2 separate regions of the Homo sapiens genome follow, and region 2 is linked to region 1. A link is a loop called in an ENCODE intact Hi-C map of the cell type or tissue named here. Cell type or tissue: PC-3. All regions are shown on one strand. Links, peaks and the distances in the headings refer to the core of each region. The heading gives the core; the rest is flanking DNA.

Region 1 (4,410 bases), core at 276-4,275:
AAAATCCTCTACCAGCAAAAAAAATTGTGACTTGCAGAAGACTCAAATAATCATTAGCATCTTTTAGCAATAAAGTATTTTAAATTAAGGTACATATTTTTAGACATAATGCTACTGCACACTTAATACACTACAGTATAGTGTAAATATAGCTTTTGCATCCACTGGAATCCCAAAAATTCATGTGACTTGCTTTATTGCAATATTCACTTTATCGTGGTGGTCTGAAACTGAACTCAAAACATCCCCAAGGTATGCCTGTATTGCATGATTCCACTTACATGAGGTATTTGCAATAGCCAAACTCATAGAAGCTGAGAGTAGACTAGTGTGCCATGGGCCTGGGGGAGGGCCAAATGGGGAATTGTTTAATAGGTGTAAAGTTTAGTTCTGTAAGATAAGCAAGTTCTAGAGATTTGTGTACCAACCTAGTGCCCATACCTAATAATATTGTAATGTGAATGTAAAATTTTATTAAGAAAGTAGATATTATGTTAAGTGTTCTTACCACAAAAAGATGGGGCCATGAGAAAGTGTTAGAGGTGATGGGTATGTCTATTACCTTGATTGCTGGGATGCTTTCAAGAAATGTGTGCATATGTCCAAACTCATCAATTGCACATTAAATATGCGCAGTTTTGTGTATATTGATTATTCCCCAATAAAGCTATTTAAATCACAATGAGATACCACCAACAATAAGAGTTGTTGAGAATATAGAGAAATTGAAGCCCTCATATACTGTTGCTGTAAATGTAAAGTGGTGAAGCCACTCTGGAAAATAGTTTGGCAATCCTTGAAAAGTTAAACATAGAATTACCATATGACCTACTGAGAGCAGTTCCACTTCCAGGTATATACTTAAAAGAACTGAAGACATAAGTCCAAAAAAACACCTGTAAATGAATGTTCATAACAGCATTATTCATAATATCCTCAAAGTGGAAACAACCCAAAGGTTCATCACTTAATGAATGGATAAACAAAATTTGGTACATCTGAAGAGTGGAATATCATTTGGTCATAAATAGGCATGAAGTAATGATTCCATACTAAAATATGGTTGAACCTTGAAAACATCATGCTAAATGTAAATTTCATTTATATGAAACTTCAGAATTGTCAACTCTGTAGTGGCAACAAAGATTAATGGTTGCTAGGGGCTGAAGTGAGAGGGGAATGGGAAATGACTAAGGGATATGGAGTTTCCTTTTGGGGTAATGAACATGTTCTGCGATTAGATAATAGTGATGGTTGTACAACTTCGTAAATATACTAAAAGCCACCGAATTGTACACATCGAAAATAAAATGTAAACAAAAAAATTATGTAAATAAAAATAAGCTTTAACATAAACAGCAAACTATCAATTAGGATCCAGGAAGACCAAATTAGAACCGGTGACAAAGTGTTTGAGTTTGTCATGTACTTTTGTGGACCTCACAAAAACTCTGGAAGAGGTAGTTTTTCCCAAGATGATGGTAAGGAGAATAGTCTATGCAAAACAATGTACTCCAGTGGCTCCTGGAGTTCAACTATTTCAAATGAAAGCACCCTCCCCTGCTTCAAGCATTAGGCTTCAGTGGACCTCTCTCCTACACATGGCCCTTAGGAATATCGTTTTTGCCTTTCAATTCAGAATCCTACTGATTCAGGAAACCATTCTCTTATTGTCAGGAGAATCATGTTTCTTAAAGTCTAAAATGTTATTATATCACAGATTTCAGTGAGAATCTGAATATTAAAGAGAAATAAATGGATTTCTAGAAGAACAAAATAGTGATTGTTTCTTTAATTACATTTTTGGCTATGAAAACATTTTAGTTCTCTCTTTTTAACAGAATTACCTGACAATATATTTATGGTGAATGAGTCACCACAACCAAATTATCCAGCCATTCCTAATTAATTTTTCATACATCCACATTTGAATTTATAGAACTTTTCTATAAAAGGCGGAAAAAGTAGTAGAGGAAAAAAATCTCTCTTTGACTTCTGTTCTTCAGCTCTTCAGCTCCCCACACTGGAGGCATAAAGTATTTTTAGATAATTTCTTGAGAGCAAAATTATTTTCAACTTTAGTCTAGGGTTTGGAAACCTAAATATACAGAGTATCTGCAAAAAAAAAAAAAAAAAATCTTATGAGGTGACTAACAGGAAAAAGTAATGTGTGTGTGTGTGTTTACATTTACCTTAAATGTATATGATTTGGCCAGCTAGCAGAGCCATTAAGAAGCTGTTAACAGTCTCCTAGGTAGTCAAGTGAATCATGGTGCTGGCAAAGTGGCCCAGATCCTATAATCTTGTAAATTGCTCTTGGCCGGGAAGCTACATGCATAGAGATATTCGACTTCATCTTCAGGAGCATTTACTTCAAGATACTTAATTAAATTTCAAAATCATTCCTATGTTAGTTTTATAGATCAATAAAAGTTCTTTCATGTGAAAATTGGCTAACTGTAAAGATGGAGGATGCTCCTGAACCATGGTTACACTTTGACCTAGATTGTACTTTGAGACAGAGCAGAAGATTCAAATACTTATTTATAAACACCCTCTAGTAATCACTGATGGTGACTGGTAGAAATATTAGGTCTTGGGTCTGCTGCAAAATTGAAATACAGAAAATACTTAAGCTGCCATAATTAGTTAAACCCAAGGAGAATTATGTATTTAAAACATTCTTAATGTTACAGTTTGAAAACATTTAGAACTATCCCACTCAGAGTTTCAGAAGCCGAGCTTTCCCAATTTCTACGTTAAAAATTCTCAAATGACTAGGTAAATTATACAAGTTTCTATCCCATTTTAAATGAGAATGTCATTTCCAGTGGTACCATGGCATATGAAAATTAATTTGGCAAAAATTAAATTACTCAGAAGTCACTGTATGACAACTCTCTGATAAGATGGCAATATAATCACTGTTTCCCTAGAAGATTAAGAAATTGTTCATCACATTCAGTGATGTCCTTCATCCCAGTGTAGGTATCAGTGAATTCATGAAATTGAACGCATTTTGTTTTTGAAACAAAAGCTAATAATTCCTACAGAAGCAATATTGTTTGAATGATTAGGATTTGAGTTAGACAATAACATCAAATCTAGAAAAGAAACCAAAGAAATCTTAAAAGCATGCAGGTAAAAGGACCTTAGCAAACATTTCATTTCACATATAAGGAATTGAAGTCAAGGAAGTTGAATGATTTACTCAAGGTCAACAAGCTGCTTCGTGACTAAACCAGATTATTTAAATAAATAAATCAACCAAAGGAACAAAGCAACTCTATAAACCCTAGGTTTTTAGGGTGTGGTAGATACACATTAACTGTGATTATTTTCATTCTACTTTTTCAGCAAGTTGTTTCTTTTTCCATTCTTAATGAAAACATACATTGTAAAAGTACACTTCAGTACAGTACAAATGACATTTAATATCAGAGAAAAATTATTCCATTGCCCTTTTAGGTTTGGCTCAGTTTTGAATACTGCCTGGTATGCAGTGGATGCAATAAAAATTCATTGAATGAAGAAATGCAATATTTTAAGCAATCAAATCTTCTTGATTCTGATTGTAACCTATTTTCAACAGCTTGAAAGAATGTAAGAAATGCAATTCAACATAATTATTTTTGTTAGTTTAATGTGAGATTATCACAACAGACAAAATCTCTATATTCAGCCTTTTCTAAAACTACGATTTGATATGAATGTGGTCTTTAAAGACTACACAATTTGAACTGCAATATAAATGTGCCAGGGGGATCAGCAATGGGGAAGGAAAACATTTTTTAAGTGTGCTCAATAGTGAACAAATTATACATTTTGCACCTGCAAAATACATAATGGCCGAAAGTTACATTTTCTCTGTACTTCCAAGTAAGCCATGCTGTAAAAAACAGGAGTTCAGGCTTTGAACTTCTTTCATTTGTCTTTGTTCTTTCTTGTATCAGATTGTACTATATACAAAGTTCCATCAAGTTAGTAGTTATTTAAACAGCAAAATACTTCTTTAGCAAAAAAAAAAATGGCAATTTTTTTTATTTTTATTTCTATTTATTTATTTATTTATTTATTTATTTATTTTGAGGCAGGGTTTCACTCTGTCATCCAGGCTGGAGTGCAGTGGCATGATCTCGGCTCACTGCAACCTCTGCCTCCCGGGTTCAAGCGATTTTCCTGCCTCAGTCTTCCTAGTAATAGGGATTACAGGTGCCCACCACTGCGCCCGGCTAATTTTTGTATTTTTAGTAGAGACGGGGTTTCACCATGTTGGCCAGGCTTGTCTCGAACCCCTGACATCAGATGAAATGGCAATATTTTTGTTAAACTATACAATGGATGTGTGAAAAGATTTGAACATGAAAAATTTAGCAGTAGTTTGTATTCCTCTTCTAGTTAAGTCTAATT
Region 2 (4,410 bases), core at 312-4,311, 430 kb before region 1:
GAGGAACTGCAAATTGTGGGAATCATTTAAAAATGAAAAATACTCAAAACGTAGATATTGTCACTGCAGAGAAAGACAAAAACTGGGCAAAAATCAACAACAATTTTCAGGGCTAAAATCTACGAGAATCATCTATTGTGATTCTAACTCACAGATTTCCTGTACTGGAAGCAGTAAAAAACCACCTAATTGCCAGGGAACTCAGCACGACAGATTGGACTCTTACTCAATAGAGAAAATGTATTACTTGAATAAAAGCAAGAGAAATCAAGAGTCTTTGGGCAGCCCTCACATTTGTGATCTGGGAAAAGTCAGGCCCATGAAGTGTAACTCCGGGAATATCAGCTGCCTTCTAAAGAACTGTTCCAGTGGCCCTTCAGAAACCACAGAATCAAACACTGCAGAAGGAGAGAGGACCCCTCTAACAGCAAAAATCCTTTTAGAAAGAGTACAAGCCAAGAAATGTCAAGAACAATCAAGTAATGTTGAGATCTCTTCAAACAGTTGTAAAAGTGAATTAGAGGCTCCTTCGCAAGTCCCATGCACAATTCAACTTGCACCATCAGGCTGTAACAGACAAGCATTGCCTTTGTCTGAAAAAATACAGTATGCAAGTGAGAGCAGAAATGATCAAGACAGTGCAATTCCAAGGACTACGGAGAAAGACAAAAGCAAAAGTTCACACACAAATAATTTTACAATTTTAGCAGACACTGATTGTGATAACCATCTTTCTAAAGGTATAATTCACCTAGTAACAGAGTCTCAGTCACTAAACATAAAAAGGGATGCAACAACAAAAGAACAATCAAAACCTTTAATTAGTGAAATCCAACCTTTTATTCAAAGCTGTGACCCAGTACCAAATGAATTCCCTGGTGCTTTTCCGTCTAATAAATATACTGGTGTGACTGATTCAACAGAGACCCAAGAAGACCAAATAAATCTAGACTTACAGGATGTAAGCATGCATATAAATCATGTAGAGGGAAATATAAACTCTTACTATGACAGAACTATGCAGAAACCTGACAAAGTCGAAGACGGATTAGAAATGTGTCATAAATCTATCTCTCCCCCTTTAATTCAACAGCCCATAACATTTTCTCCTGACGAAATAGATAAATATAAGATCCTACAGCTACAAGCCCAGCAGCATATGCAGAAGCAACTCCTATCAAAGCATCTTCGAGTTTTGCCTGCTGCAGGGCCTACTGCCTTCTCTCCGGCCTCAACCGTACAGACAGTTCCAGTTCACCAGCACACTTCTATCACCACCATCCACCACACGTTCCTGCAGCATTTTGCTGTTTCTGCTTCCTTAAGTTCTCATAGCAGTCACCTCCCTATTGCTCATCTACATCCTCTTTCACAGGCACATTTCAGTCCTATTTCATTTTCGACTCTGACTCCAACCATTATCCCTGCACACCCCACTTTCTTAGCAGGTCATCCCCTGCATTTAGTAGCTGCTACCCCCTTCCACCCATCTCACATAACACTTCAGCCTCTGCCCCCTACAGCATTTATTCCTACATTGTTTGGTCCTCACTTAAATCCAGCCACAACTTCTATCATCCACTTGAATCCTTTAATCCAACCAGTATTCCAAGGTCAAGATTTTTGCCATCATTCTTGCTCTAGCCAGATGCAACAGCTAAATGAAGTGAAAGAGGCCTTAAATGTGTCCACACACTTGAACTAATAAGTGTTAAAGCCCCTCCTGTGGATAATTTTTTTAATTGTCACTACCTATAAAATCATACATTTAAAGAAGTCTGTCAATTATAAGATTTAAAATATTGCTGCCAATTCAAAATGTGACAAATATATAAATATGATCTGAATTGCTAATACTAAAACAAGAGCATTTTAATAATTTTTTAGCTTGCCAAAATAATAGGCAAATTTGAATAATTTTATGAAAGCGTAGAGGGAAGAGGGAAAGAGTTAAAGATTTGTTTTGGATGGGTTCTCGCATAATGTTATAAAATAGCAACAGAAAACATTCAAGCAGAGCATTAAAATTAAAAAGAAAAATCAAATGAAATATGGCACCCTGCGTTCTAAGTATTTGTTGTGTGAATGAATGAGTGTTGATTTGGCTTATTTGTTAGATAATAAAAGGTCAGTGAAATGAAGCAATTATTTAAAGTAATTTATGTCGTTAACTATTGACTAAGTTTTCAATTAATGTAGTCTGTTACTGTATTTTCATAGGAAATAAGAACAAGACATTTTCTGATTAATTTAGGTTGAAAATTACATTTTAATGAAAAACAATCTTTATAGATTATACTTTTGAGTTTCTGTGAAAAATAAATTATCTTCATTTCACACAAATCTATGTCAAGATAATTTTGTAATTGTAAGAATCAGCAAAATCTAAAACTAAGAATGTTTAACTTTTGTATAAAAACATATACAAACTATCATTAGTATTTGATAATGCAAACTCAAAAATAAAACGTGCTCAGAATAACCTTTTAAATATATTGGTCAATCTGTCAAATATAACAGGAACTAAAATATTGTTTATTATTCTTCTACTCAAAAATTTTACTACGTTCAGCCAATACATGTATAAGGATAGAGGTAAAGGTTTGAAAATGTCAGTGTTTTTACATGTTTATTGAGGATATCTTATTAAATATCTGGTGTGTTTTATTCAATTGTACTAGATATTTATGAAACAATGAATAATGATGAATAAATTCACCATCCATGTAATGTTGCAAATAATTTCAAACATTCATTCAAAATGGTTTTTGGCCGCCAAAATTTGCATTTCATACATCTATATTGGTGCATAATCCTACAGTTAGGTTTATTATTTTATGTTCTTAAGCATGAGTTTCAGAGAAAATCAAACTTAACAGAAATGGAGGTAATCATTTATCTAATGCTGTCTATACGAAGATGCAAACTCCTCTACCACTAGAAGATTAGAGGATGTCTTCTTCAGCCTTGGCTGCAAAAGGAAGATAGCTATATTTAAGGCTTGTTGTGATTCAGGTACAGTTACCCTATCCACTTGTTTGCATTATCTTCTTTAATTTTCACAACTGTATTTTGAAATCAGTATTATCATTCCTCATTACAGATAAGGAAAATGAAATAGAAAGGTTAAATACTAAATACTTGGTAAACAGTAGGAAAGGACATCGTTGATTCAGGAGAGACTGGTGAGAGAGAAAGAGAAAGAAAGGGTGGAGGGAAGAAAAAGAATAAAAGGAGATAAAGTAAATTTGAAATTTTAACAGAAAGAAAAACTGCAGTTCCCAAGATATCACTAGAAACTTGTGAGATGAGAGTTCTGACTGGTACATAACACTGACAGAATCTAAATTTAAAATGAATGGAGAAATGAAGAAAAACCATCAAATAGCAAGGAGCTATACTTGCATGGAATTCCATAAAAATGATTATAAAAGATCACTGATGAACATTGAGTAAATCCAAAAAGAAGCAAGACAAACGAAATATTTCTTATAAAATGGATGACAAATGGTCTAGCAGATTTTTTAAGTCCTGTGGATAATTATTTCCTAAAGCAAATTACAAAGCTGATGCAGAGCCAAGATAGAGTAATCATGGAAACTCACTAGATGTCCTATTATAAAAAACACTGACCACTTGATTGATTTTTATAATTGCCTTGGTGACAATTTAAACTCTCAGAAGGTTAGACCCGAGCACCTCTACTGAGCACTTAATTTTGACTAACAAAGACAGATTGATATGAACGGATGACATGGAAGTGACTATTCCATCTTGTATTAACAGTGATGAGGTGTTCACTGGACAAACTAATTTGGACTATGTGGAAAGCAAACATCTCCCTTTAAATAAAAGATAATTTGTACTCCAGGGTGAGAAATTGGAAAAGTTGTGGCATCACGTGAGGAAAGATGCAATTATGCAACTTACTTCCCCCCAAATCAGTAACTGTAGGCTGAAACACTGTTTTATTTTCCATTTTACCTTGAGATAAACACACTTTGGGAAAAAAAAAATTTTAATATATATTGAACCCTAAAATAGTTCGATTTTAAAAAAATTGTCACTGTGATGGATTGTATTTTTAGCAGTGTTTCCTTCCATTTACATAATTATTTGACAGGTGACTTTTAGCATTAAATTTATTTTATGACTATTGCCTGATATTTACAGGTTAATTTTCTTTATGGGATTACTGTTTCACAAGTGGCTCATGGAGGCAGTTTTTAAAAAATCTGTCTTAAGCTCTAAATGCTTAAGAAAGGCTGTGAAATCTTTCCACACAAGTACACACACATGCATGCACAAACACACATTTATCTATCTATATGTCTTTCTTACAGATTATGAACCAGTCTAGCATCAGATAGCATCATTGGATTCGAGGTAAATGAAATAAATGCTTTGTAT

Evidence for each region. A loop is a pair of places that touch in the nucleus more often than their neighbours do. Peaks named below come from ENCODE experiments on the same cell type or tissue, not always from the same donor. Only the 100,000 strongest peaks of a DNase experiment are listed, where the experiment ranks them.
Region 2: a loop joins it to region 1, with 4 times the contacts of the local background. A loop is called at or near these places in 1 of 110 quality-filtered maps.

What each region holds. Positions count from the first base shown.
Region 1 is chr7:89,769,188-89,773,597 of GRCh38, forward strand. No RefSeq gene overlaps it. Among named protein-coding and RNA genes, the nearest start is that of STEAP1, 380 kb to the right of the region's middle. In PC-3, for the core only: CTCF peaks have their summits at 2,018 and 2,218; no DNase peak of the experiment used is centred there; H3K27ac peaks cover 411 bases.
Region 2 is chr7:89,335,328-89,339,737 of GRCh38, forward strand. ZNF804B (zinc finger protein 804B) reads left to right here. Exons shown (of 4, transcript NM_181646.5): 4 at 1-3,201. The coding sequence ends at 1,705. Among named protein-coding and RNA genes, the nearest start is that of TEX47, 540 kb to the left of the region's middle. In PC-3, for the core only: no CTCF peak of the experiment used is centred there; no DNase peak of the experiment used is centred there.